Regions from separate parts of the Mus musculus genome. Here regions 2, 3 and 4 are each linked to region 1. The links are chromatin loops, found by intact Hi-C in ENCODE. Cell type or tissue: heart. All regions are shown on one strand. Each heading gives the region's core, and the rest is flanking DNA. Links, peaks and the distances in the headings are about the cores only.

Region 1 (7,741 bases), core at 1,743-6,742:
CAACCAACCAACCAACCAGTTCTGTGTGTGTGTGTCCTCTATCACTATTTACCTTAACTGCCTTGAGACAGAGGAGCCAGAGTCTCTCACTGAACTTCAAGCTCTCCATTTTGCTAGGCTAGCCAGCCAGTGAGCCTCCTGTCTCTATTCCACAATGCTAGGGTTGCAGGCAGTGCCTGGCATTTCGCATATGTGCCAAGGGTTCCAACTCAGGTTATCATGCCTGAAGAGCAGACTGTCTTCCCCACTGAACCAGATTTTAAAGAAGTTGTTATAAAATGAATAGGCAGGGGAGCTGACTCAACCAACCCACATCAGCAGGTTGTTATGGATGTCTGATTTCTGCTATGGAGTAAGACCTTGCAGGGTGTGGTGAGGCTTCTGTCTTCAGAGCTGGGAAACTTCGAGCCACGATTATGTTGCAGGTGCGCTCCAGGCTGTTTCTCTTCATTCATACCATTTTGTAGACTGCTCATGGACTTCGGGTTCCTCTTGGCAGACATAGCCTCCCAGAGGACCTGTGGAAGCTTGACTTGGGTGTGGTGGGTGTGAGAACTTGCCTGCTTTACTTGTGGGGAACCCTGTCCTCGGTACCAGTTTGCATGGAAAGTGTAGACTTTCCTTTTGCTCTTCTGATCTCAATCCATGCAGCATGATAGACTCAGTAAAGCTCACCAGCAGCACAGTGCATTGCCTTATTTCACTGGTGTTGCCTTTCTAGAAGACACTGAGCATTCAAGGAGGGAATTCTCCGGAGGGCAGAGAGGGATCGGGAGGGTCTTGTTACATCCCACGCCTGGTCCAGTGCCTGGTGCATAGTTGATACTCAATAAATTTTGCTCGGTAAAGGAAAGCAAATAGCAAATGTCATTTAATAACTTCCCAAGTTCTCAAAAACGTTTCTTTCAGTGTTGGAGGCTGTCATAGCTGGCATTCAGCGAAGGCTTTGCACTCCCTGTGAGTTTAGTTAGCACCCACAGTCATCCCGTAGTCTTCTTTATAAAATCAAGTGTGAAGGTTAGACTTTTCTCTACAAACAGACAAGCATGCTTGCTGGCTCGGTCCCCGCACCGTAGGTCAGTGTCAGGCTTCTTGGTGAGTGCCCCGGGAAGGGTAGAGTTAGTTCCTTATGGTTTGACCTTTCAGGACTCATCGTATTACACTGTTACAGCCCAAACACAGAGCAGTTCTCAGACAGGCAAGGAGCCCCTGGCTTCTCTGGTTCCCATAAGCCTATCTTCTTTCAAAGTTCTTTTTTTTTTTAAGCACAAATAAATTACTGCTCGTTGAATCTAAAGTGTCCTCCAAAGGCCTCATCCTTAGCATAGTGTTTCTGGAGGACAGTGTAACCCTTAAGAGGTGGACCCTAGTGCACAAATCACTGTGGGAGCCCTTGAAGGGGACTGAGGGGCTCAGTCCCTTCCCATCTTTATTTTCTGGCCGCTCTGGGTCGAGCAGCTTGCTCCATCACATGGGGCCTCTAGGTTCAGGCTTATCAGAGGCCTGTAAGCAAGGGGACTAACTGACCCTGGACTGGAACCTACAAAACTGTGAGCCTGCTAAATGTGGTAACATACACCTGTAGTCCTATCCCTGGGGAGCTGAGACAGCAGGGTTGCTACAAGTTCAAGGCCTGCTTGAGCTATATAGTGAGTTCTGAAGAGTAAGGAGTGGCCTTGGAGTTTAGGGTAAGACCTTGTCTCAAATAAATAAGCAAAATAAAATAAAACCTAACAAAACCCCAAACCAACCAACCAACCAACCAACCAACCAACCAACCAACCAACCAAAGAGAAATAGCAATAGCAACCAAACAACAAAAACCAAAACTGAGTGTGCTGATTATTTTCGTAATATCGACACGAGGTAGGTTACCAGAAGAGGGAACCTTAGCTGAGGGGTTATCTGTGGACCAGTCTGTGGAGCATTTTCTTTATTGATGATTGATGTGGAATGGCCCAGCCCACTGTGGGCGGTGTCACCCCTAGGCAGTAGTTCTGGGTTGTATAAGAAAGCAAGCTGGGCAAGCCAAGGAGAATACACCTGTAAGCAGCGCTCCATGACTTCCTCCCCTGCTTCTGCTTGAGTTCCTGCCCTGACTTCTGTTAGTGACAGTCTGTGATGGAGACTCAAAATCAAATTAACCCTTTCCTTTTCAGATTGCTTTTGGTCATGGTGTTCATCACAGCAGAAGAAACCAAACTATGGCAGAAATTGTTACTAACAGCCAGGCTATTGCTGTGTCAGACCTGACCATTTTGTCTGGGGGAGGATTGTGAGACTGTTTGGAACTTGGGCTGGAAAAGCTATTGAGCACTCAAAGCTTAACGGGCTGCTCTGTGGGAGCTTGGGTGATAAGAGAGAGTTGAGAGAAGTGCAGATGAAGGAGGCTTGACTTATGAATTTTCAGAGTTAGCGAGTCCCTTAAAACCTCTTTCTGGGCCACTCATGTGATACTATGATTTAAGAATCTATGGTTTCTAGTTAGCACTGGCTGCAATTTGGCCCAATATAGAGTCATTTGGGAAGAGGGAAGAATTGCATGCATCAGATTGGCCTGTGGGTGTGTCTGTGGAACATTTTCTTGATTGCTTATTGATGTAGAAGCACCAGTCCCACTGTGGATGGGACCATTCTTATGCTGGTGGGCTGGAGCTGTAAGAAATGTGACAATGTGAGCCAGTAGGTCTGTCTTAAGGACCAGGCCTGATTTCAAAACAGGCCACAAGGCACCAGCTTCAGGAATAGACCATAAGTTCCAGAAACTAAGTCATAAGATACCAGCTCTAGGAACATATCATAAAGCTCCCTCCCATAAAGAACAGCCTGGGAAAAACCACAGAAAAATGGGGAATATCTTATCTCAGAACGGGCTGTCTTTAACCCTATTTCATCACATGGTTGAATGTTCATGACGTAGGAACGCAGACCACTGACCACCTGTGACGCCCTAGCACCCACCAATGAAATCTTAGATTACCCAATCCTTCTAGAGAGTTCTCCCTGTTGCCTATAAAAAGCCCTGTGTACCTTTGTCTGGGGTTGCCATTTTAGAGAATGGTTGACCCCCCACATTCTTGTTGCTTCTGCAGAATAAGTGCTCTTTGTTTTTGCATACTATATGGGTTTGGGGTCTCCTTCAGTGCTTTTCAGATCCTTACACAAGTAAGCAGAGTTGTCCCACGGTTTCTGCTACAGTTCTTGCCTCCAGGTTCCTGCCTGAATTTCCCCAAAGAAGGGTGGTGACCTGGAAGCACAAAATGCAAAGCCTTGTCCTTCCTAAGTCACTTTTGATCATGTTTATTAAAGTAACAGAAAACTGATCAAAACAGGGAAAGCTCTCCAGGTGCCTAAGGTCTGAGCAGGAGTTATGCTTAATTCCCCTTCCAAGGGACAGTTATCCAGGATTTCCTTGTCTAAAGTCAGCAGAGACCGACCTCTCTGTTCGCTGCTACATCCTTTGCTGTATCGTCACCTGTGCAGCTTCTGCTGAGACGCTGGTGACCAGGCTGGGGAGGTCTGCTTAGAGGCAGCAGGAGGTAATAGCTTGGTGGAGGACAGGGAGGGTGCCTTGTCTCCTGTAATATGGAATGGGTGACAGAGAATTTCAAGCAGTGACGGTCTCTACCTAGAAACAGACTTTCAGGATGACCAGTGGCTTTAACCGAGCAGTACTGATCGATCAAGGCAAAGGCATTTTCTACTTGCACTTGAGAACAGCAGGCTGGAGGGGCGGGGCAACGACTGTGGATCCCTCCTTCTTTAGTCACCCTCTGCCATCTGCTGGCCACAGCCGGAAGTGCTCCTGAATCACTAAGTGGTCCTGGTGGGGAGTTTTGTTATTTTTTCTGAGTTTACGGGAGTTTACAGGAGTGGGCCACCATGCCAAGCTCAGGGAGGTCGTCTTATTACTGTATATTTTCGGAGCTCAAAATGTGACTTCTGAGAAAAACTGTGTCATAATTCACCAGATTCCATAATTTATTTCCCTCGAAATCACAGTTCTGAGGAGACTTGAACATCTGAGCGATCGGCTTGACATTTTTATTCCTTTGCTGGTGAGGTAATATTTGAACTCTGAACACCATGTTCAAACTCTGACATCTTAATTCTAGTTTAGCAGTTGTGTGCATGTGTGTGTGCATGTGTGTGTGTGTGTGCATATGTACGTGCACATGTGGCAGTTGGAGAAGATCTCTCCGGAGATGGTTTCCTCTTTTTACCATGTGGAACTGAACTTGAGTTGTCAGGGTTTATGTCATGTGACTTTACATGCTGAGCCATCACACAGGTCCTCTATAATTTCTTTATGATGTTGGCCAGGAAATGTCACCTGTTGGTCCTCCGTCTCCTCGTCTGTGGCAACAGACCTTGTGGGAGATGCTAGATCTTGCTTCTCTAATGGGTTTGACTCATGACAAGAGCTTACATGTGCACAGCCTATAACAGCTCGCACCCCACCTGCTCTCAGTCAACCCTGTGCGCCATGCTCTTGATGTACCTAAGAGTTTAGGCAAACCTTAGAATATAGAGCACAGAGCCTTCTGAGAATCACTTATGCATATATGCCTGGCCATGCTGTCTGTGCCACATTTCAACGCCACAGTTGATTCAAACAATGTCAGCCCACTCTCTCAAATCTTTCTTATTCCTTCCTGCTAGAGTGATCCATATTCCTTGTGACCACCTACAATACACTATCTAGAGTGTGACTGTTCACCTCTATCTGGGAACATGGGCCTGAATTGCCTGGGTCCTTAAGGGTCAGGACCAGTCTATTGTATTGTCGTGTCTCATGCTAGGTTATTTGGCATCTACTCAATAAACACTTGTTGAAAGGATCCATCTCATTGGATTCTCCAGGAATCCTGGATCAGGTGGAGCAGATGTGAACTGTGGTCATTCTGTAGAGGAGCCATAGAGACTGGACTTAGATGTCAGGGGTAGAATTGAGAGTGGGATTCAAGGCTGGGGAAGATAAATATACATGCAGGCGTGTGAAGAAATAACTGAGAGAACAAGGCTCACCTTGAACCCACACACCAACGCCAATTCCTGGTACCTGCAGAGTCTAGAAGAGGGAGTCAGATCCTTTGAAACTAGAGTTATAGATGATTGTGAGCCCCCATTTTGGTGCTGAGAATCCAACCTGGGTCCTCTGGAAGAGCAGCCATCACTCTAGCCCAGGCTCCACCACTGAGCTACAACCCATCCCTTCTAAACCATTCTTAAACTCCTTATGTGATAAACAGAACTGGTGGTGGTGATCTTGGTGATGTCAGCGACAGAGATGATACTAAGTGTGGTTTATTGGGCACTCAAAGTGTGACAAAGTCATGCATTTCTTTATTCTCAGCGACCTCTGAGGCAGGTGCTTTGTCAAGTCACTGCCTAAAACCACCTCTGGGCAATGGTGGTCATGGGGTTTAGACCCAGATCTTTCTGACCACAGGAGCTGAGTTACAGTGATAAGATCTGCCTGTGGAACCAAACGGAGAAGATTGAATAGAATTTGGCTGGGCTGCTTCCCCTGCCGGTCCCACTGTGAGCTGACTTGAGAAGGTGTTATTTGTTACAGAACATTATTTCATCAGTAGTTCCAGTGCTCCAAAGCAGACCATCAGTCCCTCAAGGTGGGCAACTTTCATGATCCATGCTTCGCATGCATTTTTTTTTTTTTGCCCTTATAATAGTTCTGAAAGGAATACGTGATTACCCTCGTTTTTCAGATGAGGGAACAAAGGCGTAGGGTGAGCGACTTGCTGCCGGTGCATGGCTTGCAGTGGGCGCTGAAAGGCTTCTGTCTGTCTCTGACACACCCTCTTTGCTCAGACCTTTTCAGGTCACAGATGACCTGGCCCCATGCCTCAGAGTTTCTGTTTCCCTTGTTTTGCCTCCCCAGATCTCTCTTCTAGCTTGCTTGATGAAAATCACAGAAGTCTCATAAAATGACAGTCAGGGCTGGGCTGACTGGTCTAATCTGGTTCTCCATCTGCTCTCTTTTACTAGGGCAGCTATAGAAAACCAGCAGTGGATGTCAGAGGCAACGGAAGGAAGCCAGGGTCTGTCCGTGGAGGTGGCTGGACACCATCCTCTACCGCCTCTGTCTCATCCCCTCTCTTCCTTATGGCTGACAGAGATGGGAGAGCCAGGAAGAACATAATTTATTTTTCTAGAAAAAGAAAAAGATTTCCCTTGGGAAATCTGCAGCTCTGTGAGCCAGAGGAGGCTCTGGCCCTTCCCTCACTGTGTCTACGTCGGGAATGAGTTGTCTCAGAGCTGCTCAAGAAGCTGGATTCTGAGTCCTCACCAGGCCTAGTGGTTTGTGCAGGACTCAAGCTCATTCTCCTGGGTCTTGGTAATTATGCATCTGGACCAGCTTGTAGACCAACTCGCAGCATCCCGTATCGCATATTCATGACGAGTCGTGTTTCATACGATGCTGAGTGGTCTGGAGTTTCCGAAAACAAAGTAGATGGAATGCATGCTTCTGTAACACACAGGAACCATGAAATAGGATTGGCAGAGGGCACCTCTCAGCATTAAAGTAACAGAAGAGCTGTGGAAGTGTTTCAGAGCAGGGTGCCTTCTGCTCCTGGGATCAGGGAGACCTTTGCTCTGGGCTTATTGGGGGAGGGAACTTGGGAACCAAGGATCCTTGCTAATCTCCTTGAATCTACACATGTGGAGTGTCTCAACACGACTCTACTTAGAAATAGCTAGGGTTCACTGTGCACGTGTGCATGCATGCATGCATGCATGTGTGAATATGTGCATGCATATGTGCTGTGTGTGTGTGTGTGTGTTCGTGCCTGTGTGGATGCACACATCCGCATGCAAAAAGGCCAGCAGTTAACCTCAGGTGTCTTCCTCAGCTGCTTCCCACCTTGTAGGTTTGTTTGTTTGTTTTGAGAGAGGGTCTCTCGCTGAACCTGGTTCTTCTCACAAGCCCTCTCGATCTGGTCATTACCATCCAAGCTATGCTGGGATTATAGGCATATGCCACCAGGCCTGGCTTTGTCATTATGGGTCCTGGGGATCAAACTCATGTCCTCATGCTTGCACGGCAAACATTTTCCTGACTGAGCCGTGCTCCAGTTCACCGGAAGGGTTCGTTTGCACTGGGTGTTCAGCAAAGTCAGGAGAAGGATGAGCCAGACCGGGAACAGTGACATGTCCCTATCTGTGGTAGGCTACATGGAGTTCTTATGAGAGATTGTTCAAACGATGACAAATCTCATTCATGGGAGGGACCTCCGTGCATCTCTTTAGATGGAAAGTGCTGTCTCCTTGGACCTCCATGTGTCTCTTTAGATAGAGCGTTCTGTCTCCTTGGCTGTTTTGCATACACCTTTCTTTCTGTTTCCATGCTCTACCTTCTGATATCTCTGGAGGGAAAACTGCTCTCTGGTGAATAGAGATCAACAGTGAGTTTGAAGAGATTGGCAAGGGAAGATAGATAAATGTCTCTGTTCTCCTCAGGCCCTGAGGACAGCCAGGGACAGAAGAGCCAAACAGGGGCCAAGCAGGTTAGAGGTCACCTGGTACAACCCCACCTCACAGGGGTGACGTTACACTTGGTACAGTGACCTTCTGACAGCAGGTCTCTTCACAGCAAGACTGATGTTCTTCCAGGAAGGAAAAATGCCAGTGTGTTGAGCATGCCCCTTGGGATAGAGGAGACAGCCCTGGTGTTGAGCCTGTGTTGAGTGGCACCGTAGTCCTGGATCTCTTCACCCTG
Region 2 (7,741 bases), core at 850-5,849, 950 kb before region 1:
GTCAGACAAAATCCCAGCGTAGAATGGAAAAGATGAGCAAACCCCCCACGATTAACCAGAGCCTGATAAGATGCTTGTAGGATCAGAAGAGTCAATTTTCTCTAATGACGTAAGTTCTTGTGGGCCAATCACATACCACGGCTGGTCTCACTCCTGAGATTAGCTGAGCAACAGAAACTGGCCTTGTTGGATGTTTTGGGGAGAAGAAATATCAAAGTGGTGTGGGATGGGAGGAAAAGGCTGATGATGGGAAGAGCTGAGGAAGAGGAGGGAAACAAATATGTCACATAAAACTCATAAAATGCATCAGAATAAAGCTATTAAAAATTAAACAAACAAAAAAGAAAGGTATACAAACCCTGCATGTCGTGACCATTGTTGTGAGATCCACAATCCCTCAGCTCTCAGAGCCTCCTGGAGGTTGACCTCTGCTGATCCCTGAGGCCGAGCCTTCCTTCAAGACCAACGCTAATCTTCAATATATAAAATTCTATCTAAATAAATTTGAAAGCTACCCAGTATTCACTGTCTCTGTTTTCTTCTGGTCTTCTTACCTGACTGACTCTGTCTTTCTCTGCACTCTGTGTCCTCCCAGACTTTCCTGACTCGCCACTGTGAACTTGCCACACACACTTCCTTTGTGTGTTAAATGCTCGAGGGGCACACACCTCTGCCATAAACATTCCGCACTCCCGTGATCCTTATCCCTCTGGGAAAGCGCAAGCGTCCCTCAGCATCTGTCCCTGGGTTGTTAGTCCTTTGCGTGTACACCTGTTTACAAAGCACCATGAATGGACCAGGTGGACCGTGTTGGGCAAAGTCACGGTAAAGATAAAGTCTTGAGCCTGTGAATGTACAACTTGGTGATGAAGGCAGACAGAAAAAACTAACCATTAGCAAATTACAGAAAAATAAATGTCAATTGTATAATGTAATTTTAAAACTACAGGGTGTAGGTGAAGCCCTGATCAAATGTATTGCTATGTCAAGGGGGACGTGCCTCGGACCCGTGAGCATGGCCATTTCAAGAGATAAGCACCTAAGACCCATGAGCAAGGACATGTCATAAGACAGGTGCCTCAGACCCATGAGCAAGGACATGTCAAGGGACAGGTGCCTCAGACCTGTGAACATGGCTATGTCAAAGGACGGGTGCCTCAGACTCATGGAGTGGCAGAGCCTTCCTCAGGGGTGAGTATGAGTGTTGATAGTGTATGCAGAAAATCTCCACCACAGCTTTCTCACCTCAGATGTTACAGCCTGAAGACTGCTCCCCTATAGAGACAGCTCCTACCCAGATTAGACAAGCCTGCCTCCTTGTTTAGCATTTATAATAGCTCCAGCTTCCTGTTCCATTGCATACAATAAAGCAGGAAGTGTGGCTTCTCCATCAGAAAGCCCAAACCACTTGATCCCAACTTCTCTATGTCTGTGATTTCTTCATTCTCTTGTAGCCGTATTGTCAGGATTCTGGGAGCCAGGCCATGCAAAGCCATGGCAAAAAAAACCATAATTATAAGGTGCTCTCAGCAGCTTATAATTTTTGACACAACTGCTCAGTCACACAAGTTCTTCCATGCATCCATCCCAGCTGCATGCAGTCTCAGGAGGCGCTAGAGTATGGAAGTGTTGACTGAATGGAAGAATCCATTTATGCAGCTTCTGGGATCTTACATGCGTTCTCGAGACCGGCCAGGAAGAACGCAACAAACCGGAATCTTCTGCGGCAAAAGCTTTATTGCTTACATCTTTAGGAGCCAGAGAGCAAGAGAGCAAGAGCAAGAGCTCTATTGCTTACATCTTTAGGAGCCAGAGCGCAAGAGAGCAAGAGCGCAAGAGAGAGAGCAAGAGCTCTATTGCTTACATCTTTAGGAGCCAGAGCGCAAGAGAGCAAGAGAGCAAGAGAGAGAATGGCAAAACCCCGTCCCTTTTAAGGAGAATTATCCTCCGCCTAGGACGTGTCACTCCCTGATTGGCTGCAGCCCATTGGCTGAGTTGTCGTCACGGGGAAGGCAGAGCACATGGGGTAGAGAACTACCCTTGGCACATGCGCAGATTATTTGTTTACCACTTAGAACACAGGATGTCAGCGCCATCTTGTAACGGCGAATGTGAGGGCGGCTCCCAACACTGGGAGACTGTGACCCCTGCTTGGGTGGGACTCTTTGGTGATGCACCTGTTTTAGAATCATTTTAGAAAGCAACCTTTCACACATGTTCCTGTATGTAAGCAAAAATAAAAATGTCATGGGTTCACCAAGCTGGACTTATATAAATAATTTCCTTGTTCTCTCATGGGTCCCTACCTTGGGTGAATAGAAGGCACTGATAGAGAATAGGATGACTAAGTTACAGGGTCAAGGAACAGGGTGGTATTTTCAGACACTAACAAAGCTACATGCATGACCAGCAACAACACATTATTGGGAGATGATCCATGGGAAGTTGCCCAGTGTTGGTTAAAAGAGCAAAAGTGAGGGAAAGCAAGAATCGCCAATGAGAACAGAGGACAGAAACTCGATGTCAACAGAGGAAGGCTAGGGTATGGCACCTAAGAGGTGAGCTATGAGGACATCTGGCCCCATGAGTTCTTCAGATATAACCTTAAGGTAAAGAGCTGAAATAAAACGATTCCCTGAGAGGAAAATTAGACCAAACCCCCCAGAGAGGGAGAGGAAAATCAGACCAAGCCCCCCTGAGAGGAAAAGTGAGAGCATGGAACCAGGCGGCAGATGGAGAGACCACACCCAACCGTAAGACAATGCCAGAGTCTGATCGACTGTTCATGCAGGCTGCTCAGTCTTCATGGGCCTGTGACATCATCAAACTATCCAGGTGCACACAAGTACACATGCAAGGAAGAGAGCCATGCCCAGAGTATTAGTGTCCTCTGAGATTAAGACATACCAAATACTTAACAGATATACATCTTGCTTTTACCTGGAGAAACTGCTTCTTTGGGAAGCAGGCCATACCTGAGAATAAATTTTTGGAAGCCTGAAAACTGAGCGCAAAAAGAAAGTATAACTTTTAGTGAATAGGACACTATTTACTTAGTGAATATAAAACAGCCACATTTTTAGAAAACATGATCGTCTAAGTGAATTCCTTAGCTTGGCCACTAGATGGCAACATTCTTTCAAAATTGTTTTATATCTACCTTTAACTTATTATATTGGATTTTTAATTACCACAGAGGGGCAGAGTTTGATGGCATTTTCACTCCTTCCCTCACCCCTGCACCATCTCCCATGCCTGTGCCATGTGTGCCCCACCCATCCCAGGCCCCTCCCTTTTGCTATTTCATCACAAGGGTCCCTTTCCCTTTTTCTAGCTTAGATGCTAGGATCCACATACGAGAAAGAATATGCAGTTTTTGTCTCTCTGAGCCCAAGTTGGCTCATGAATATACTTTTCAAACCTCATGGAATAAAACTAGCAAGGATTACCACCCCCTCCCAACATACGCATGCACAAATACATAAGAACTTGGAGATTGTCAATGCATTTTTGAATGAACACTGGGTGAGTCATTGAAGAAATTAAAGAGACCAATTAAACATTCTTAGAATCAAGTGGGAATGAGGTCACTGCCTACCAGAAACTCTGGGACACAGCCAAGGCAGTCAAGAACAAAGTTTGTAACTATAACCACTTTTCTCAAATATTAGAGAGCTCAAATGTAAATAAACCAATGAGCTCAAATAAGTACCCCAAAGCTCCAGAAAAAAAAAATGAAGCCAAACCCAAGCCAACAGTAGACATCAATCATGATTTAGACCAAACAAAACAGAAAGAGAAAGTAGAGCTTCTAGACCAACCAAATGAGAAGTTGGATTTTGGAAAGATTAAAAGAATTTCGGATTGCCAACTCCCTAGCTGAGAGGGGGCAGGCAGAGAGAGAGAGAGAGAGAGAGAGAGAGAGAGAGAGAGAGAGAAATAGAGAATAGATGATTGATAGAAAGATAAATGGATAGATGGATGATAGATAGATAGATAGATAGATAGATAGATAGATAGATAGATATAGGTATAGATTGATTGATAGACAGTCAGATAGATATGATAGATGAATGGATGGATGGATGGATGGATGGATGGATGGATGGATGGATGGTGTGATAGTCCATATAACAGTGAGCCCCAACAGGCTCATAGGCTTGAAGGCTTGGTCACCAGGGAGTGGTACTATTTGAAAGGATTAGGGGCTGTGACTTTGTTGGAGGAAGCCTGTTGCTGGTGGTGGGCTCTGAGGTTTCCAATAGCTCATTCTGAGCCTCGTGGCTACTTCTCTTCCTGATGCCCGTGAATCTAGAAGTAGAACTCTCAACTACTGCTTCAGCACTGCGCTGTCTGCACACTGCTGTGCTCCTGACATGATGAAAATGGACTAAACAACCTCCTTTTAGAAGAGTTGTCATGGTCATGGTATCTTTTCAGAGCAACAGAACACTAAGCAGACAGACCAGAGAGAGAAAAGAACCCATATAAATAAAATAGTACACAGAGGGAAGCTGTTATATAGATTTCATTGAGATCCAGAACATCATTTGTAATGCTTTCAGAATATAATCAACATACTGGACAAAATCTAGAAGTTATAAAGGTTTAAATGCTTATGACTACCAAATGTAAAGTTATAAGACATGAACAATTTAAAAAGACTTGAGACAATCCACAGAACAAAATAGGAGTTAAATTTTTCTTAACAAAGAAAGGCTCAGGGATGGCTGTTCACGGGTAAGTTCTACCAGAGTGAAAAGGAAGATGTAATGCCAGCATTTTGTAAACTGATCCACAAAAGAGAAAGGCACAGGACATTAGCAAACTTCTTACAAAGTCAGGACTGCCCTGATTTCAAAATCAGATAAAGTCATACAAAGGCATACAAACACACACACACACACACACACACACACACACACACACACACTTGACCGACTTCTCTAACAAATATAGAAAAATTCTCAAACAAATAAAGAAAAATCCTCAATAAAATACTTGCAAACTAAATTGGAGAACACATGAAAGACAAATGCTATGAACAAGTTGGTTTCATTTGTAGCTGCCAGGGGCCATGGTTTCCTGGGTTCCTGAAAGGAAAGCTGGGGATGGATGGGAAGGATGGCGAGAGAAATAACGAGCCAAGACAAAGTTCTCTGATCAAGGCTCAATGTTTTAATTCTAGGGTCTGAATTTAAAGGGGGGAGACCCATCCATCCCACATTATGCCAGGAACTCCTCAGGAAAATGAGCCCAGGCTGCTCAGCAGGTGGTGGCTTCTTGCAGGAAGCTGCAGATGTGGCAGACAATAGACTTTACCTAGGTCGGAAGACTCCACTCTAGGTGAGCTAGCAACTGTGGCAAACAAGATCTGAGCCTGTCTGCTCAGTGCTGGGGGAGGGCACATGCATCCTAGGAAAGCAAAGTTGTCCAATATATACAATTCAGTAAATAAATCAGAAATCACAGGATCATGCCTATAGTTGTAGAAAAAGCATTTGAGAAAGTTCAACATACCTCGATGATCGAAGACTCAAATAAACTGGGATTATATGGAATTTACCTCCACATAATAAAGGCTAAATATGACAAACCTACAGCCAAGATTATATGATGTGAGAAAAACAGAAAGCATTTTACATAACATCTGGAACGATGACCCAACACCACCTGCCCTGCTCGTACTCTATTTAGCACTCCGTCTTCAAGAAAATAAGGCAAGAAAAATATAAAAATTAGAAAGGAAGCAGTCTCAATACCACTATTTGCTGACATCATGAGTGCTTATTTAAAGACTACACAGATCCCATCAGAAAAATGTAAATCTAATAAAGACTTTCCATGAAGTTGCAGGACACAAAATCAACAGACAAATTATTGCCTCTCTATGCACCTGTGCCTACTTCTTGAGTTTGCCTTTTAACACATCTCTCTTTTCCCAGTGGAATAAAATTCAGAATACATTTTACGCTGGAGAATAAAAATATAACATTATGTTATTTACACTGCAATGATATGATGTATGCTTTTGAAAGTCAAATTGCTATTGTCTAAAAATGACATGTCATGGTTGAAAAGAGCCAGTTTCTTTCCTAGTAATGAGATATTTTGAAGACACATAGAAGAAAAATGGAAATTAAATACAGATATAACAGATCCAAGAAGTGAGTGGCCTGCCCAACATATCACACAGAATCACTTTCCAATTTCTAAAACTTTCTTAGCCTGGACCTTGAATTTTGCCGAGATCCCCTTTCTCAGTGGTACCCACTGGGTCATTCACTCATTGTCCCTTGCTCTCAGAACAGACCCAGCTGCCTCCGACGATCTCTGCATTTCCTGAGGGTGCCGTTACACTGTCAAATGACTGGTTACATTTGTCTGCCTCCCAAACTTGTGGATCACAGGAAGTAGGCCTGCAACCTGACATCGTGGCTGTCACAGGGAGGCAAAGATTAAGCTTGCTCAAATACATGTAAGAACCAGTACCTAACAGACCATAACATTGCTTGACCCACAAGTCATCCAAAAGAAACTATCGTCTTCGTCTTCATGCTTTCCGCTGCTCTCTGGTGGCCTCCACACTTACTTGCACAGACATGGGGTGATGGTGTGTCTCAGTAGTAGAGCATTTACCTAGTATGTGTGAGCTGCTGGCCTCATCATGGAAAAGGAGAAGGAGCGATGGTGGTAAGAGCCAGAGGACCCGGATGTTTCCTGGGAGGGTCTTTTATCTGTGAATCAACATTTATGATTATGAATCACTTTCTAGAACCACACCGTGGCGCTCTTCCCTCACTCAAGAGTTTAAATGTCAAGCTCTCTCAGTAAGGGCAGTGCTGGGATAGAGGTAAGGGCCATGCTGGGCTAGAGGAGTTCGCCGTGTTTTCTTACACAGCAGCTCATTCATTTACAGTTGCGTAAACAGGACCATAATAGTTATCAATAGCCACAAAGAGAATTATCCCCTTGGCAATGTTAACACCGGATTCAGAAAACAGCAGCCCTGACTTTATTCCTGGGAGAATGTGAACAGTCAAATGTTTGAGCAAAGAGACTTGGGAATGAAAACACCAGCTCAGGAAGCTTCTGGAAAGATACACACCATCCTCCACCGTCTCGGGAATGCCAGCCAACCAGCGGGCTTGGTTTCCCAAGGTAGACTCCCCTATTCTAGACATCAGAGGAAACAGGGAGACACAGGCTAGGAACGGAACTTCAGGGAGACACAGGCTAGGAACGGAACTTCAGGGAGACACAGGCTAGGAACGGAACCCAACACACAATATTTACCAAGGACCTATTATATGCTAACGGCTGGAATCGATTTCATTCAAATGCAAGACAGACAAGTCTCTGGAGCTGGTCACAGCAGTTCAATCCTGTCACACCCCTTCCAGTGAATCATCTTGAAGAGTGTCATGTAAGGTGAACAGTCTCTGTGACTGGAGAGATGGCTCAGTGGCTAAGAGTGCTTGCTGTTCTTGCAAAGCAAGACAAAACCAAAACAAATCAAAACTACCCTCTCCCCCACCACCACCAAAAAAAAAAAAAAAAAAAAAGTTTAGTTCCTAGCACCTAGTTTAGGTGGCTCACACTGCCTGTAACTCTCCAAATATTAGCTGATATAGTCCTCATAGCAACACCGGGAGATGTACATATCCTGTTGTTCCTCTCACCTGAGAAAGGAAGAAACTCACACATTGAAACATAACATCTTCAATATAGCTAAGTTAGG
Region 3 (7,741 bases), core at 1,130-6,129, 300 kb before region 1:
AGAGAGAGAGAAAGAAAGAGGGCTTAACTAATCAGTTATAGACCATTTACAATGGTCTTCATTTGAAAGAACAAGTAAATGCTACTAGTTGATTTTGGCAACCAAGGAATCTTGATTACCATTTATGCTCATACGAAAGCACATGAACAACCCACACTGATAAAATATTCCCACCAGGCCACCATTGATTCAAAGGTGACTATCTGACTACCTCCAACACCTTATTAGGCAATTAACCAACTCACAGCCTTGAAGAACTGAAGAACATAAGACAACCCTAACTGTGGAGCAAGAGCTCACACTCAGTATTACATTCCAAGCCCATAAACAAGACTAACTCCAAGAGTCCGTCCTTGCGAATCAAGAAGTGAATGGTGGAAAAAGTATAAAAACGCAGCTGTGAGGGAAAATACAGTGGCCTCACGCTCACAAAGCATGCCTGCTCCAGTGTCCCCAGGCACAGTGAGTAGTTCTTCCTTCCAAACTGCAAAGTCAACAGGCCTTTCTCATAAAACGTCCTCCATGAAGCCAGCCACCTTACCTCTTGAAGCTCCTTTTCTTTCTCCTTAATCCTCTGTTCCAGAGAACGTTTAGCACTCTCTGCGTTCTGTCGGTGACAACTCAACTCCTCAGTCAAAGTTTTCAGCTTTTGTTCCAAGGTAGTACACTGATAACAGATAAAAATGTTCCATACAAAACTAGTTACTCAGAGAATGAAGCCAAATTTTGCCTTTTAAGAAATTTTAGTCCAGGCCAGCATGGTGATCCATACTTTGAAACCCACACAGCACTAGGGAGGCAGAGGTAGGCAGATCTCTGAGTTCAAGGTCAGTAGGGTCTACATAGTGAGTTCTAGGCCAGCAAGGGCTACATACTGAGAACCTGTCTCAAAAATAAAATAAAATAAAATAAAAATAAATTGTAATCCCTTAAGTCTGCTTCATGTTTCCCATGTTTTGGTCTTTTTATTTCACTTAAAGTCAGGTTCACATTCATTACCCAGATCCTAAGGTTACTATGATTCTATAAACACATATGAAATTTATACGGAGGAAATATCAGCAAGGATGTTAAACATCAGCACATCTTTAAAACATTTCACAATGTGTGCATGGGAAAGGCAGACAGCAGTATTAGAACACACCAACACCGCTGCACGGCAAGCAGATCACGGGGCCTGAGAGCTCAGTACAAGGCTGACAGTCTGACTCTAGTCCCCAGAACCTACATGAAGAGCAGCATGAGATGGTTTGCATCTGTAAATCCAGCATTGCCATGGCAAGATGAAGGATGCAGACATGAGTCTTGTTCCAGCTAGGCTGAGGACTTACTCCTGCAAGTTGTCCTCTGACCTCCTTCACATAGAACATCTATAAACAAGCAAGGCAGTGATACTGGCCTAGTGATTTAGGAGCTAAAAAATAACTAGGGCAAGATCCTTACTGTCCTATGAAAGTGTTGCAATCATCTTAGAGACAGATAGACAGACAGGTCCTCCCACAACCCCCAAGTCAAGGTCTCACTATGCAGCCCTGGCTGGCTTGGAACTTGCAACACTGACAGGGTAGCCTCAAGCTCAGGGATCTGCCAGCCTCTCCTGGCACTGGGATTAAAGGAGGTACCACCATGCCCACCTCATAAAGAATCTCTCTGAAAACTTAAATAGTAAAGAAACCGCTTTTCCCATAATACTCATTATGCCATTACATTTCTAGAGGCTCACAGAACCCCAGAAAATCACAGCTGTTTTCTAATTACGTTCTCACAAGCAACAGAAAGAATATGCTGTTGCTTTCTTATATATACAGTTATCTGCCAATTTTAAAATTACATGAAAACTTAGGGTATTTTCCTAAAATTAAACAAAATTGTCTTAATCAGCCAAGGGTTGAGATTCGTTGCATTCCTTGAAGCCACCCCTTTAAGTTCAAATCCTTACAATGGCTGATCCCCAAAATATAGCATTCAAGTAGTAATAAGAAAGCTCTATAGGGCTGGAGAGGTGCTCAGAGGTTATGTGCACTGGCTGCGCTTCCAGAGGACTACAAATTCCCAGCACCCACATGGCAGCTCACAACTGTCTCTAACTCCAGGTCCAGGCAATCTGACAGCCACATACAGACATGCCTCCAAGCAAAACAGCAATGCACATAAATAATCGAAAAAACAGAAAGCTTATATTAATGGGAAAGAGTTCTCCACTCTGTGAGATGCCTCAATTTAGTAAGCCTCCCCACTAATATTTTCTCTGAAATTCTACCAATACATCCATGTTTGAGTGTGTGTGTCCATGGATTTACAAATATGTAGAAAAGAGTGCATGAGCCGGCGCCATGGAGACCAGAGTCAACATCACGCTCTCCATCTCAATGGTTCTCCATCTTAGGTTTTCAGGCGCAGTCTCTCAAGGATACTGGACAAGTTCACCAATTCTGCTGGACAGCCTAGACCGCCAGCAGCAGGGCTCCTTCTGCCTTTGTCCCCACCCTACTTCCCCTCCAGCGGTAGGACTACAGACACATGCAACCATTACCAGCTATGTTGAATTACTATGTGTACATATGTGATGGGAGCGCGCAACACAAGCAAACAGGTCAGAGAACAGCTTCTGGGAGGGAGTCAGTTCTCTCCTACAAGGGCTCCAAGGACTAAACTCAGGCTGTCAGTTTCTGTAGCAGCTACTTTTACCCACTGAGTCAATTCACAAATCCCATTTATGCATGCAAGTAATTTAAGCATGAGTGTTGGGGACAGATTAAACTACTGTCCTCAGGCTTGTGTGATAAGCACTTTACTGAGGAAGCCATCTGTTCAGCTACCCAGAGTCTAATTTAACACTATTATGAGTATTATATTGGAAATCTGAGAATTGAAGAAAACACTATGCAATATTTTGCTGGAAGACAAATGTCAGTTATTAACTAAGCAAAGATGAACGAACAGTACCAAACTGGTCAATGGTGACGAAATGATTTTGGAAATAGCAGAGCTTTAAGATGATAAAAGTGAACTTTACATAGTGGCACATTTCAGCATTCAAGACGGAGACAGGAAATCATCAGTTTGAGGCCAGCCTGAGTTATCCAAAGGAACAGTTTCTCAACAGAAACAACTGAAAGTTTCACGTGTGTGCATGCGTGTACTCTATCATGCAGATGGGTTCCCAGCTTTTTATTTAGGGGCTGGGGCTCCACTCAGGTCCACAGCAAGCACTTTACCAACTGAACCATTTCCCTAGCCTCAGAAAAGATTACATGCTTAAGCCAACAGATCAAATTCACCTTCTGCCTCAGACATTAAGATACCTTCATTGTTACAATAAGCTTTAAGTTTTTAAATTCCCAAGGAATAGTACTACATGATTTATAAGAAAAAATATAAATTTAACAAATAGTGACTGAGAATCTACTTTGCTCTGCATATGGAAATGGATAGACAACTCAAAATCACTGGCCATAAGGACAGACTGGCATTTTGATGATTGACAATCTCATAAATAAATAAATAAATAAATAAATAAAATAAAATAAAAAGCACCAAAGTAAATGGACCCTTGGTGCCCTCTACTGGTACTCCCTCAAAATGCAACACATCCCTAAGGGACTTCAATCCTTTCTTTATAGACAGGGTACATTAAAACAGAACTTTGAAGGTATTTATACTTCATTCAAAAATATTTTGATTGCCACTGTGGTACCAGTTATGCACAGTCCATGTGTAAGTAACTGGCCACTAGATGTCATGTATGCTCCATAATGCTCTAAGACAATGGTTCCTTCCTAATGCTGAGACTCTTTAATACAGTTCTCATGTTGTGGTGACCCGCCCCACTAACCATAAAGTTCTTCTCATTGCTGCTTTATAACTGTAATTTTGCTACTTTTTTGAACCATAATGTAAGTATATGCTATACAGGATATCTAATATACAACCCCTTTGAAAGTGTCATCTGCATAAAGTTGATAAACAATGCTCAAAATTGTAAGCTCCAGTTCTTGCAACTGTGTATTTATGACCCTGAGCACTCCCTCGCAGCCTCAAAGGAAAGCTTGAAAATTGTTAGAAAAGACCCAAACTACACGCAAGCATTCAATCACTTGAGAGCACAGAGTATATTACCTCCATTTTTTTTTTGAAATAAGCAATTCTAATGGCACACAACATAATGCAATGTCAGCAAAACACTTAAAGTCTCATGAGGCATAAAAGAAAATGAAAATGAATTTTCAGTTGGTGAGATTTGAAACCGACTCGGGGAAAAAAAAGACATCCAAAAGACACAGAAATAAAAGCAAATCTTAAGGACCTGGAGGAATAGTAATGAGATGAAGGTCAGAGTCAAGTTCTAAGCACTGTCCAAGTAAAAACTCTAACAATAATCTAAGAGACCTCACCAAAAATGACAGGTAGGACAAAAAAGATCCTTTCTCACCAAAACAAAACTAATGTTAGTTCTTGTTATAGAGACAGAGATGTAACCTAAAATTAGCTGAGTTGACTATAAACTCAATAATAAGCTGTAATAACAGCAGTTAATATTATAAATTCACAGTGGCCCAGCAAAACCTTTACCTCAATCTTTACATCTCAACTTCACTTTGAAAAAAGATAGACTAGGGATATTCTCATCTATTCTGCACAGCAACAAATTCCAAGTCAGAACATTACTTGGAGATAAACTGTGACTAGAAGGAAGGAAGGAGACTAACTAAAGAGTTCGCTGGGAGAAAACAAAACAAAACAAGCAAACACAACTCAACCCAGAAACAGCCTTCAGGAGTGGAGAGGAGTCAAATCATCTTCAAATAAAGGAGACTAGGGCCTTCTGGCCAGCACACACCCTGAAACAGTCCAACAGGAAGCACTGTAAGCAGAAACGTAACAATCGCAGAACTAACACTTACACTCAGAACCCTGGAAAGGGAGCAAACACAAGAAAGCAACAATAACCTCTGACATTTTTAAACATCTGACAACTGGCTTAAAAAATATAATACAGTCAATCTAGCTCTAAGTTTATGTCAGAAAACACTTGAACTATTATACATGGGGAGGGTAAGAGCAAGGGAGACAAGTGTTAACATAACTTGTTAAAAGCTGGCAAAATGAACATACCAATCACCTATGAATCCTAGGAAATGTTTATGTAATCCATGGAAAGGTAAGAAACAAAGCAATAAAAAGCAGAAACAGAAAACAAAACAAAAATGGCAGGCTTAAGTCATGACCAATAGTTACATTAAATGTAAATGAGCTAAATTCACCAACAGTAAAGAACTAAAAAAAAAAAACATGACCTAACTGTATGCAAAGCATACATCAAAGTAGAATGAAAACAGAAAAAGACAAATACAGAAATTTGACAACTCTGATTAAAAACAGAAAACATCAGGAGACAAATGATTTTGTTAATTATTTTTAAAAAAAGGGAGGACTGGAGAGACAGCTCAGAGGTTGAGAGCACTGATTGCTCTTTCAGAGGTCCTGAGTTTAATTTCCAGCAACCACATAGTGGCTCATGACCATCTGTGGTGGGATCTGATGCCCTCTTCTGGTGTGTCTGAGGACAGCTGCAGAACTCATATACATAAAATATTCTTTTAAAAACTGAATGTAAAACATTAAATTTCCATGAAAGCCATCTCCAGGTTTGGGTGACTTCACTAGCAAACTCTACTGCATCCAAGAAGAAAATCAACCAATGGCACTTTCTTCCAGAAAGCAGAGCAGCGCCGTCCCCAGCTCACTTTATGAAGCTGACATTACCCTGTAACAAGTATCATCCAAAGATGTCAGAAAGAAGAAATGCCAAAGAGTAAATACCTCTCACCAAAGTCAGATACCTAAATCCTTACCAAGTTATTGGCAAATAAAATTCACATCTAAATAAAAAGTTACATACCATACATAGTCACGTGGGACTCTTTCCAAACAAATAAGGTTCCTTCAAATATCTGAAACCCAATCAGTGTAGTCTGCCACATTAATAAGCTAGAACATCATATAACTAAATGTGAATCTTCAGTTACCTTAAAGCAAAATTCTAACTGGGGAAGAACAAGGAACTTGGCCATGGAAAGCAAAGAGACACAGGTCTACTGAAGCACTTTTCACATAATACTCAGAAATGTTATTTATGAAAAGAAAACAAATCCTTAAGAACACCTCAGACATGGTTTTTAAGAGTTCTCTGTAATTCTAATAGCCAATAGAAAGAACCCTATGCCTAGGATATAAATAGTGACATTAAGAGGACTGTGAGGAAGATGCCAGAAGCAATGGCAAGAAAACACAAAGATTGGAGGGTAAGTGGGTATTCCAAACAGAATGATAAGATAAGCCACTGGGCCAGAGACTGGCTCCAGAAAGCCCCAGACCCATCATAGCTGGTTCTGGAAGGTAATTCACTTCTCCACGATAGTAGTGGATTAAAAAAAATTTATTATTTATTATACTACTATTTTCTGATTTTATCTCACTATTATTATATTCTACTTCCAATAATTTTTATTGATCTACATATCTCCAGGTCTTGAACAATGCAGAACAGACAGCAGCACTCAATAAATAACTTGGTGAATGAAAACAGTGACAGTGAAAACCAGAGAACCAGAGGTAGGCGGGGTTAAATACGACCTCACTCAAAACCTTCAGAAAGGTCTATGGCTGCACGCACCTGCTGAGCCCCAGGGGTGATCATCTAACGCCACCCTGTCCTGGGATGAATGCTTCTACTCTTCCTTAGCCCTCCTGCGCCATCAGTGCTGTCACTGTTCACTGTGACTCAAGGTCACTTCAGCTGCACAGCACAGGCAAGACAGGTCCTGTTACTACCCAACCACTCAGCCTACTAGTTCACCCGCACCAGCAGCACCCAGCATGTGCTTGCAAAGGCCTTTACTAAGAATTACTTTATGAACTTAGATATAAAAACCCAGCACTTTCTCAGTCATTCCTGAAAAGTCAAGTACCTTGGCTGCGGCCTGGTCATACTGTGCTGTGCTTCTCACTACTTCATCTCTGGTTTTATTCAAAATTCTCTCCTTTTCAATCAATTCCACTTTCGTCTTCTCCAGCTGTAGCTGTAAGTCTTGACATTTATTCACTTGGCTTCTCATTTCCTTTTCTTGCCCTTGCAGGCGTAGTTCTAACTCAGTCATCTTGCTTTTTAGGTCTTAAAGCACAAAAGAAAACCACATTCCAATTTAGATGGATAGATAGACATATATTTACAAAATGTTCACAACTTATTTATTTTACATACTCTGAAATCTTCAGTGAGATAACTCTAATTTACATTACGTACAGAAACTAACTGAATGTAACTTGAGCAGTCAGCAACTCCACCGACATATATATTTAAATACTCCAGAGAAAGAAGAGAAATACAAATGTCTTACTCGCGTCTTCACGGAGGAGCACAGGAGGGAAATGCTTTACAAGCATTTACTGTCTACGGCAGTGTGTGCTTCTCACAGGGTATGTCCTCTGTAAAGCCGTCCCTGAACTTTACACTCTGGGCAGTAAGGTTTGCTTTATGTCCTTGCATATCAATCCAACCCTGTGCTGAGCAGTGAACGCTCACTCCCTACAGTACCTAAGAGCTCTGTCTCCACTGAAGAGCAACAGTGTAAACCTCTACTACTGCCAAAATTAACAATGAGGTCCCTCCCTGTTCCTGCACACAGTGCTGGTTCCAATGACATTGGCAGTGCAGCGGCTCTCACCAGCACATACTGAT
Region 4 (7,741 bases), core at 1,270-6,269, 87 kb before region 1:
GGGGTCTCAGCCTCGGAGTGGCTGGCCACACACAATGACAGTGCTGTGCATTCCTACCTCCCACATTAACGTCTGGTGACCCGCTAGGATGGACCATTTCTCTGGCTCAGTCATTATTTCTACAAATGGGAATCTCATCTTGTTTTATTTGACTGAGCCAAACCGTGAGTCCTAGAGGCTGGTGAAATGCAGCTGGGATTGCAGTGTGCGGAGGCAGCAGGCAGTGTGTGGGAGGAGGTTGGGAAGGAGGCTGTGGTACGCCCCCGCCCTCTGCCTCCACTCACCAGGTCAAAAGTGTCACTTAACACAGAAGAGGCAGGTGGGCACAGATGTGAACGACTGACTGACTTTCTAACCCTGGCCTGAGGGGACTTCTGTGGGTAGCCTGTGACACTCTGCCTCAGGAGGGAGCTCCCTGGCAGGACAGAGGAGGCCAGCTCGGTGGGGAGAAGCCCGGACCTGCATGCAGATGTGCTCACCCCGAGCAAGCCACCCAGTTCCGCCCGGCGCTCACCTGTACGGCTTAATGATCTTCTGCCCGTATTTCAGGGCTCCCTCCCAGTCCTGCATGTACAGGCAGACGCCCATGGCCTGGTACATCATGTGCAGCATGTACACATTGCTGTCCTCAAACACGGAGCTCATCTTCTCCTGGCTAAGCTCGCAGATCTCCAGCAGCTCACTAGGGGGTGCTGAAGCGTCAAGGAAACAGGCAGCATCCCAGGTGGGGCGGGGCATCCCAGGCAGGGGCGGGGCATCCCAGGCAGGGGCGGGGCATCCCAGGCAGGGGCAGGCTGGGCCATCTCCTCCCCTCCACCCACCCTCCCCTCCCTCCTGGGTAAAGTATTGATGGGGAAAATGAAGTCAAGGGAATCGAAATTCCCTTGAAGAAACAAACTAGGGAAACACAAAGAGAGGCCTTCTTGGCCCTGCGGACGGACCAACGGCGAGGATGGAGTCCTTCATCTTCGCTAAATTCAAATCCTCATCCAGGCTGGGGGCCTGAGCAACCCAGTACCTCACGTGAGGAAGCTGTGCTGGCACAGAAACTTTTTCCAAGTGCAGAGAGCAACCCTAGCCCAGGCTCCCAAGAGGTTTCTTGCATTAGGAAGCAATGTGCCTCAAGGGCCTCAGGGTGCAGGCTGCCACTCTGGCTGTTCAGGAGGCCAAGGAGTTAGGAACTCAAGTTCAAAGCCTGCCTGGGTCGTGGAAGGTGTCCACTATCAGCCTGGACCATGCCTTGAAAACATGACATGTTTCAAAATAAAACCGGAAGGCTTCAGGCAACACCTGAGTTACTGCTCAGCCTATCATCCTCCTGCGTGTTCTCAACGAGCCACTGGGTAAAAAAGAAAAGAAAAGAGGGGTGGGGGGAGGGGTTGAGACACAGCTCAGCGGCGACGCACGTGCTGAGCATGTGCAAGGCCTTAGGTTCAATCCCTAATAATGAGAGAAGACAGAAAGAAAGATGGGGGTGGGGGAAGCAGGGCAAGGAAACAAAAGCTTCATCTTCTGCCCTCTGGGATGCAAATCCTAAGAACACAGTACGGTGGAAGAACACGGATTCTGCTGACCAAACCCTAGTCCTGCCACCACCAAGCGTCCCTGAGACGGGGCCGTGTATCTAAGGAACTCTTTCCTCGTGGGCTTGGTAGCAATGGCCACTAGTCAGTGTGCCGTGGATGGGGGGCTGAGGTGAGCAACGTTCTTAGCACGGTGCCTACCTGTACTAAAACATCAACAACATAGCTCCTCTGAAGGTAGCCTTCCCCCATGTGGCACTCCTGGCCACTTCAGTCTAGTGAGGACAGTCGCTCCTGGCAGAGCCAACACCCTGCTGTGGGCCATCTGTCTTCCCACGAGCACACAGGAGACCATCTTCCTTTCAAAACTTTACTCCTCCCCTCTCCTCTCTCTTCCCAGCGTCCCACCACACCCCGTCAGTGAGACACGGTGCTGTGCCCCTGGCAGGCCACACAGAAAGGTTATATTTGTAGTGTTTGGCCCTCCGGAACTCCTCGATGACATTGCGTGCGTATCTGACCATGTCTCGGATGGCTTCTGCCTGTGGCGGGCTGCTGAGCTTTCGGACTTCCACCTTGGCTTTGTCCTGAGGGGGAATCCACAGTGTGAGACGTCCCCCCCCGTGGGGTGGGGGAGCTGCTCAAATCATCCCTGTATCCCCACAGATGCAGGGGTTCTGGGTCTAGGGGGAACTCCACACTGTCCCCCTTTTTATAAAAACATAAGGTGAGTTTCTGACCAGTCTTCCCTAGGCAGGGTCCCAACTGTGTTTTCTGTGGGTCCATGTCTGTCAGTCAGGACAGACCAGTGAGCAGGGCTGGCCCTGAAAACCGACAGTGTGTGCCGTGTAGAACCTGGTGACAGGTTCAAAAAGCCTGAGCCCGACTCCCAGATGCCTTTCCCCTCCCATCTCTTTGGGAAGCACTTTATGAGCACATGTGTGTACATGTGCATGTGTGTGCCTGCCTGAGTGGAGGCCAGAGGTCAGCTTGCGGTGTCATTCCTCAGGTGCCATCTACCTTGGTTTTGCACACATGCATGAGTGTCAGGGGCATGCCTTGGCAAAACCAAGCAGGGCAGAGGAGGAGAACATGTGCGCTGTTCTCTCACTCACCTGTCACTGAACCTGAAGCTACACTGGTAACCAGTAAACCCCAGACCCCAACAATCTTCTCTCTACACCCACTACATACGCACGCACTCCAGCACTGTGGTTACAGGGACACAGAGTGACATGTGCCCTTTTATATGAGCACTGGAGAGATGCACCCCGCCCCAGCAATCTCCTCACCCCCACCTTGCTTTTTGAGACACACTATCTCAGTGGCCTGGACCCCATAAGCAGGCTCCTATGGCCTCCCCGAGCCCCTCCCTGCCACAGTGCTGGGACTGTGAGTTTACTTCGTCTTATCTGTCTTTTTGGCTGTGGAGACTGAACTCAGGCTCCTGCAGAGACAGCACTTTGCTGAGGCCATCTTCACAGCCCAGGTGACTTTCTGAGAAACGGGAACCCAGCAGGTCTCCCACTGGCACAGCAGGGCCTTGTCTATTTGGCTTCCCTCCGCCTGACTTTGTCACACCACACCGGTTAAAAGGATTGACATACCCGCTGTGTGGGGAGACAGGTCAGGGGAGGCTGGGGAGGGCTCGGAGCAGGGACCCTCTTCTGTCCCATCAGTGAACTGACCTTATCCTTGGTTGTACACTCCCGGCACTCACAGGTAAAGAAATAGGAGTCTCTTAGCCGGTCGTTCCTGTCTTCTGTTGGATATAGCAGGTCGATGTAGCTGGTGAACACCTGGGGGGTGAGAGCCAGAGGTCTGCAATAGGGAACGGCTTTGCCAACCTCTGAAGGATGAGAGAGGCAACAGGCCCAGCAGAGCCACCACTGAGGGTCAGTCACAATGACGGTCACATGGCTCACTCTGGCTGAGAGGCTGTGGAGCTCATCTCCTTGAGGTGACCAGAAGGTCTATATGCTAAGTCCCTACACTGGCAACTAAGAGCAAGAAGGACCCTTCACCTTTCCTCACCAAGGATCAGGCCAAGGCTGGGCATGCGCAGGGGAGAACAGGGCCTCAGACACCCTGATCTGCTCACCCTTCCTCCTGACATCACATGGTTGAGCAAGGGCTGGAGGGTGGGACAGCTCTGAGTGGCTCCGGGGCCGTGCGGCACACACGGCTTCCAGGATGCACAGCAGCAGCTGTGACCCTGCTGGCCATTGGACACAGAAGCAGTCACTCTGGGTCCCTTTGTTCTCTTGGCTTTGCCTTTTACAGAAAGGTCTGGAAGGAAGACCTGCAGCACCAGCCCTTCTGGGTATGCACAACATTTTGACAATGCAGTATGATGCCTTTATGTATATAGCTCATACTTGAGAAGCATACAATCGGGTTTTTTTTTAAAAAAAATTACAAAGACTTCATAATATTTTAAATGCATTTATGAGTTTGTGTTAGAGGGACTTCATAGCTCTCCTTGGACACATGTGGCAGTATCCATCATCTATTCATGGGGGCAGCGATGCCTGCATCCCACACAACCAGGCAGTGTCTGAAAGTCACCAGCGTGGCAGGATCCATGGGCCTGCCAGGCAGTCGGGGACATCAGTACAGGGCTAGGTGCTGTGGTAGTAAGTGACTCCTGACTCAAGAAGCAAGCCTGGGGCATATGTTGGCTCCATCTAATGCCAGGAACCTAGAGGGCAAATAACCCAGGAAGTACCGACTTCCCCAAACTGAAGTTACGTGAACAATCGTGAGCAATCCGTGTCAGCCAAGAAAGAGAAGCACCAGCCAACCCTTCCCTGCAGCACAGGGATCCTTCGACAGGTACACAGTGCAACCAACAAGAGCCTCCAGAAGATGGCGACAAAGGCCACCCCAGCTGCACCACTCAAGGCTCAAACAGCCTGTCCAGGTCATTAGCCTCTCTGGGTAGTCTACCAGCCCTGCCATTTCAGTCTCAGTTTAAAAGAGGCCTCAAGGTCATCTCCACAGACCCGGTCAGGACCCTCAACATCCTGGCTCCACACTGGATCCCCACCTCATGCTGGATTTAGAGATGGGATGGAAGGAGGCTTGAATGTCAGCTGTGAACTGCTAAAAAACCTTCCAGAGAAATCAAAGCTTGCGTCACATAGCACTGGGAATTCTACTTAAAGTTTTAAGTATTCAGACACGTCCTTCAAAACAGCATTGCAGGTTCAAAACTTAACCCAGAAAGCATAGCCACACACAGCAACAGACAGAGAAGTGGTTCAGGGAACAGGTGGTAAAGAATGTGGCTCTCTCTACCTCCCCTACATCAGGGAAGGAAGCTGATGGAGCCTCCTGCCTGACAGTGCCTCTGCTTCCTCATCTGGGCAGGGAATGGGAAGACAGGCCTCGTGGACTGTGCCTCTTTAGCTCCTGCCAGGCTGTTTGTTACAGTGCGGTGGTGGTTGACACTGACTGGCCGTGACACCGACTGTCAGCTGGACAGGCCTGTATCACAGAGCGAGACCATTCCCAGACTTGCTGCTTCTGTTGGGCATTTTATCACCACAACGAAAACAGTAACGAAGCAGGCAGCAATGTTTCAGAGCTTTGTGGGGTGTTATGGGACAGGAAGGAACTCACTAGCCGATTGTCTGATAACAGGGATACCCAGAGTGTAAAAGCTGAGATGAGAACTTCACTGCAGGAGGCTAGAGAGAGAGCGCCGAAGTTAAGAGCATTTGTTCTTGCAGAGGTCCCCAGTTTAATTCCCAGCACCCACCTGGTGCTGTAACCCCAGAGGTGTGCATATACACGCATGCAAAGTAAAACAATGAATTTGAAAAAAAAAGAATTTAATTCAAATGTATTTCTTGCTTCTATCTGGCCAAAGGAAATGACAAGCACCCATGTATCTGGCAAGGAACATCAAGCCAGGTCCCAAATCTGGGAGGTAACCCAGGAAGGGTCCCAAAACCAGACAGTTTAGCTGTACTCTCACCTCGTCTCCTGGGTGGATCTCCTGTACAGCTCTGACTTCTGCCAGGGTCCCTTTGTAGGTCACAATGACATTCGGGCAGCAGCTGTGATTCATCAATGCAACACTGCCAATCAAAAGTGAAAACTCAAGTTGCCTGAATGCCGTGGGCTGGCTGTTGAAGTGACTTACTGCTTACCCGTTTGATGAGTAAGAGGAGCTGAGCCTGTGTAAGACGGTTAAACGTCTACAGACAGCCAGCTCAGACTGTCCGGCGAGCATGTTCACCGAGCATTTAGAATAATACCTAGCCTTTTCGTTTTGTTTTGTTTTTTTAAGACAGGGTCACCAGTAGCCCTGACTGGTCTAAGAATTCACTATAGATTCACTCCAAAACCTTGAAGGCTTGATCCTCCAATGTGTCACCACACCCAATTTATGCGGTTCTGGGGCCCAGACCCAGGGGTCTATACATGGTAGGTGAGCGTTTTACCCTAGCGAGCCACATCCTCAGCTCCAATGGCTGGCATGGCACTCTTTTCACTATACTCAAATGCGAAATCTGATCTCTAGCTATAAACGAATAACAACTATCCGAAGTATTCCGTCTGGACAGACAGACTCACAGACAATGCTCCCACGTACACACAGATGCAAGACAAAGGGGCTGTCCTTTTGTCTAAGTGGATCATTTCTCAAACGTTCCCTTCAGATGTTGAGAAATGGCATCTGCTTGGGGGAGGATGGGCTGTGATCCTCCCACCCCCTAGGGCCCCAGAGGCCCCTCAACCTCCAAATCTGGGAAATTGGGACATGGCCGCTCCTGCTGCTGTCTGCTTTTTAGGGACAGTGACAGGAGAGACTCGCCTAGGTGAGATGCTTTGAGCTTTCTGATTATTTCAAGGTCAAAGTTCTGAGAACAGAAATTTCTCAACTACAGGGGAAAGTGCTTGATCTCACAGATGCTGCCTTTGAAATCACGCATTGATGTGGTTCCAGTCCCAAAGGATTTTTCCCCAATTAAAAATGCCCAGAAACCTGGGCTTATGCTCTCGTGGGCACGCCTGTCCGTGTCACCACTGGGAGGACTGGCACTGCCTGGCCCATGAGAGACTAGAACCCTTCTCTTACTTACCCCAGGATTCAAAACAAAAAACAAAACAACAACAACAACAAAAAAACCCAAATGGGTCTCAGGACCACTGAAGGTTTCTGCCCCATTGTGGTGTGTCTCGGAGAGAAGCGACCGTCCTCTATCCTGCCTGCTAGAGAGCTGAGCAGAGCGGGCGATGAGCTTCACACCTGGCACGAACGGGTAGCCGGCTCCTGTTCTTATTCTTGTGGGGGGACGTCTCTACCTGATACTACAGCCTACTTAGGTTCCCACAGGGACGCTTAGGGCATCAGGTGCCGGGATGTCTGCTCGGCAAAGCTCCCAAAGGCGCAGGTTAAAAGCAACGAATAACAGGTTTCTAGAACCTTCTTGGAAAAGTGCTAGGCTGTCTCTCTAAACAGAGGTGGTGGGGATGGCAGTAAAACAAACAGGCAGGCAGCTCAGGATCCACAGTTGTCATTTTTGGCTGCCATGGGACATGGTGAGGTCTCTAATTCAGACATCCTCAGACATTCATAAACAGCCCACAGTGCAGAATTCAATGGCTGCCTGGGCTGTCTTCGCAGAGCCCATGCCTGTCCTTTTCTCTGTTCTCTTCCCAAAAGTCTATGAGAATCTCTGCCAAGAGACCTCACCTTGGCCTAAGGGCCAACACCGCTACCTTTTCTCTCTCTGGAGAAAGCTGCCCAAGCCAAGATCTGCTCACTCAGGTCCCCTTCTCCTGACTTCCCTGATGCCTGCAGCCCAGCAGCAGACACAAACACCCAGCACTAGCACATGGAATGGCACGTGAGGAGCAGCAGGCATCCCCAGGGGTCTTCAACAGAACCCCAAACACTCCCACCCTCTGCATCGTGGAATGACGGTGTGGATCTGTTCAGGGTGCACAAAGGTTTCCCTGGCTGCTCCTGTGAAATAGGGACCAACTGTTCTGGAATTCCCACATGATCTAGCTGGTCTTTCAGGAATTACCCAGATATTCCAGAAATCAGGAGGGGGAAATGGCCGATAATGCTTTGAAAACTTTCTCTAGTTTACTATCTCCACCTAGCCTCCCTCTAAACGATGCCACTCTCCACTGGTATTTTCCAAAACAGGTAGATGGGCAGGAGTTCATACATTCTCTACCTAAACCACGGTTAGTCC

What was found. Peaks named below come from ENCODE experiments on the same cell type or tissue, not always from the same donor. Only the 100,000 strongest peaks of a DNase experiment are listed, where the experiment ranks them.
Region 2: it touches region 1 in a loop (2.6-fold over the local background); 6 of 42 quality-filtered maps call a loop at or near these places.
Region 3: it touches region 1 in a loop (3-fold over the local background); 5 of 42 quality-filtered maps call a loop at or near these places.
Region 4: it touches region 1 in a loop (9-fold over the local background); 36 of 42 quality-filtered maps call a loop at or near these places.

What each region holds. Positions count from the first base shown.
Region 1 is chr1:189,969,459-189,977,199 of GRCm38, forward strand. No RefSeq gene overlaps it. Among named protein-coding and RNA genes, the nearest start is that of Smyd2, 51 kb to the left of the region's middle. In heart, for the core only: a CTCF peak has its summit at 3,784 (motif pointing left); a DNase peak (open chromatin) is centred at 3,763; H3K4me3 peaks cover 379 bases; H3K27ac peaks cover 288 bases; H3K27me3 peaks cover 771 bases.
Region 2 is chr1:189,020,324-189,028,064 of GRCm38, forward strand. No RefSeq gene overlaps it. Among named protein-coding and RNA genes, the nearest start is that of Gm36561, 11 kb to the right of the region's middle. In heart, for the core only: a CTCF peak has its summit at 3,116 (motif pointing right); no DNase peak of the experiment used is centred there.
Region 3 is chr1:189,671,968-189,679,708 of GRCm38, forward strand. It overlaps Cenpf (centromere protein F), which reads right to left. Exons shown (of 18, transcript NM_001081363.2): 7 at 6,972-7,174; 8 at 542-667. Among named protein-coding and RNA genes, the nearest start is that of Cenpf, 12 kb to the right of the region's middle. In heart, for the core only: a CTCF peak has its summit at 3,614 (motif pointing left); no DNase peak of the experiment used is centred there.
Region 4 is chr1:189,883,310-189,891,050 of GRCm38, forward strand. Smyd2 (SET and MYND domain containing 2) reads right to left here. Exons shown (of 12, transcript NM_026796.2): 7 at 5,506-5,608; 8 at 3,212-3,322; 9 at 1,990-2,110; 10 at 515-689. Among named protein-coding and RNA genes, the nearest start is that of Smyd2, 35 kb to the right of the region's middle. In heart, for the core only: a CTCF peak has its summit at 4,395 (motif pointing right); a DNase peak (open chromatin) is centred at 4,452; H3K27ac peaks cover 2,759 bases.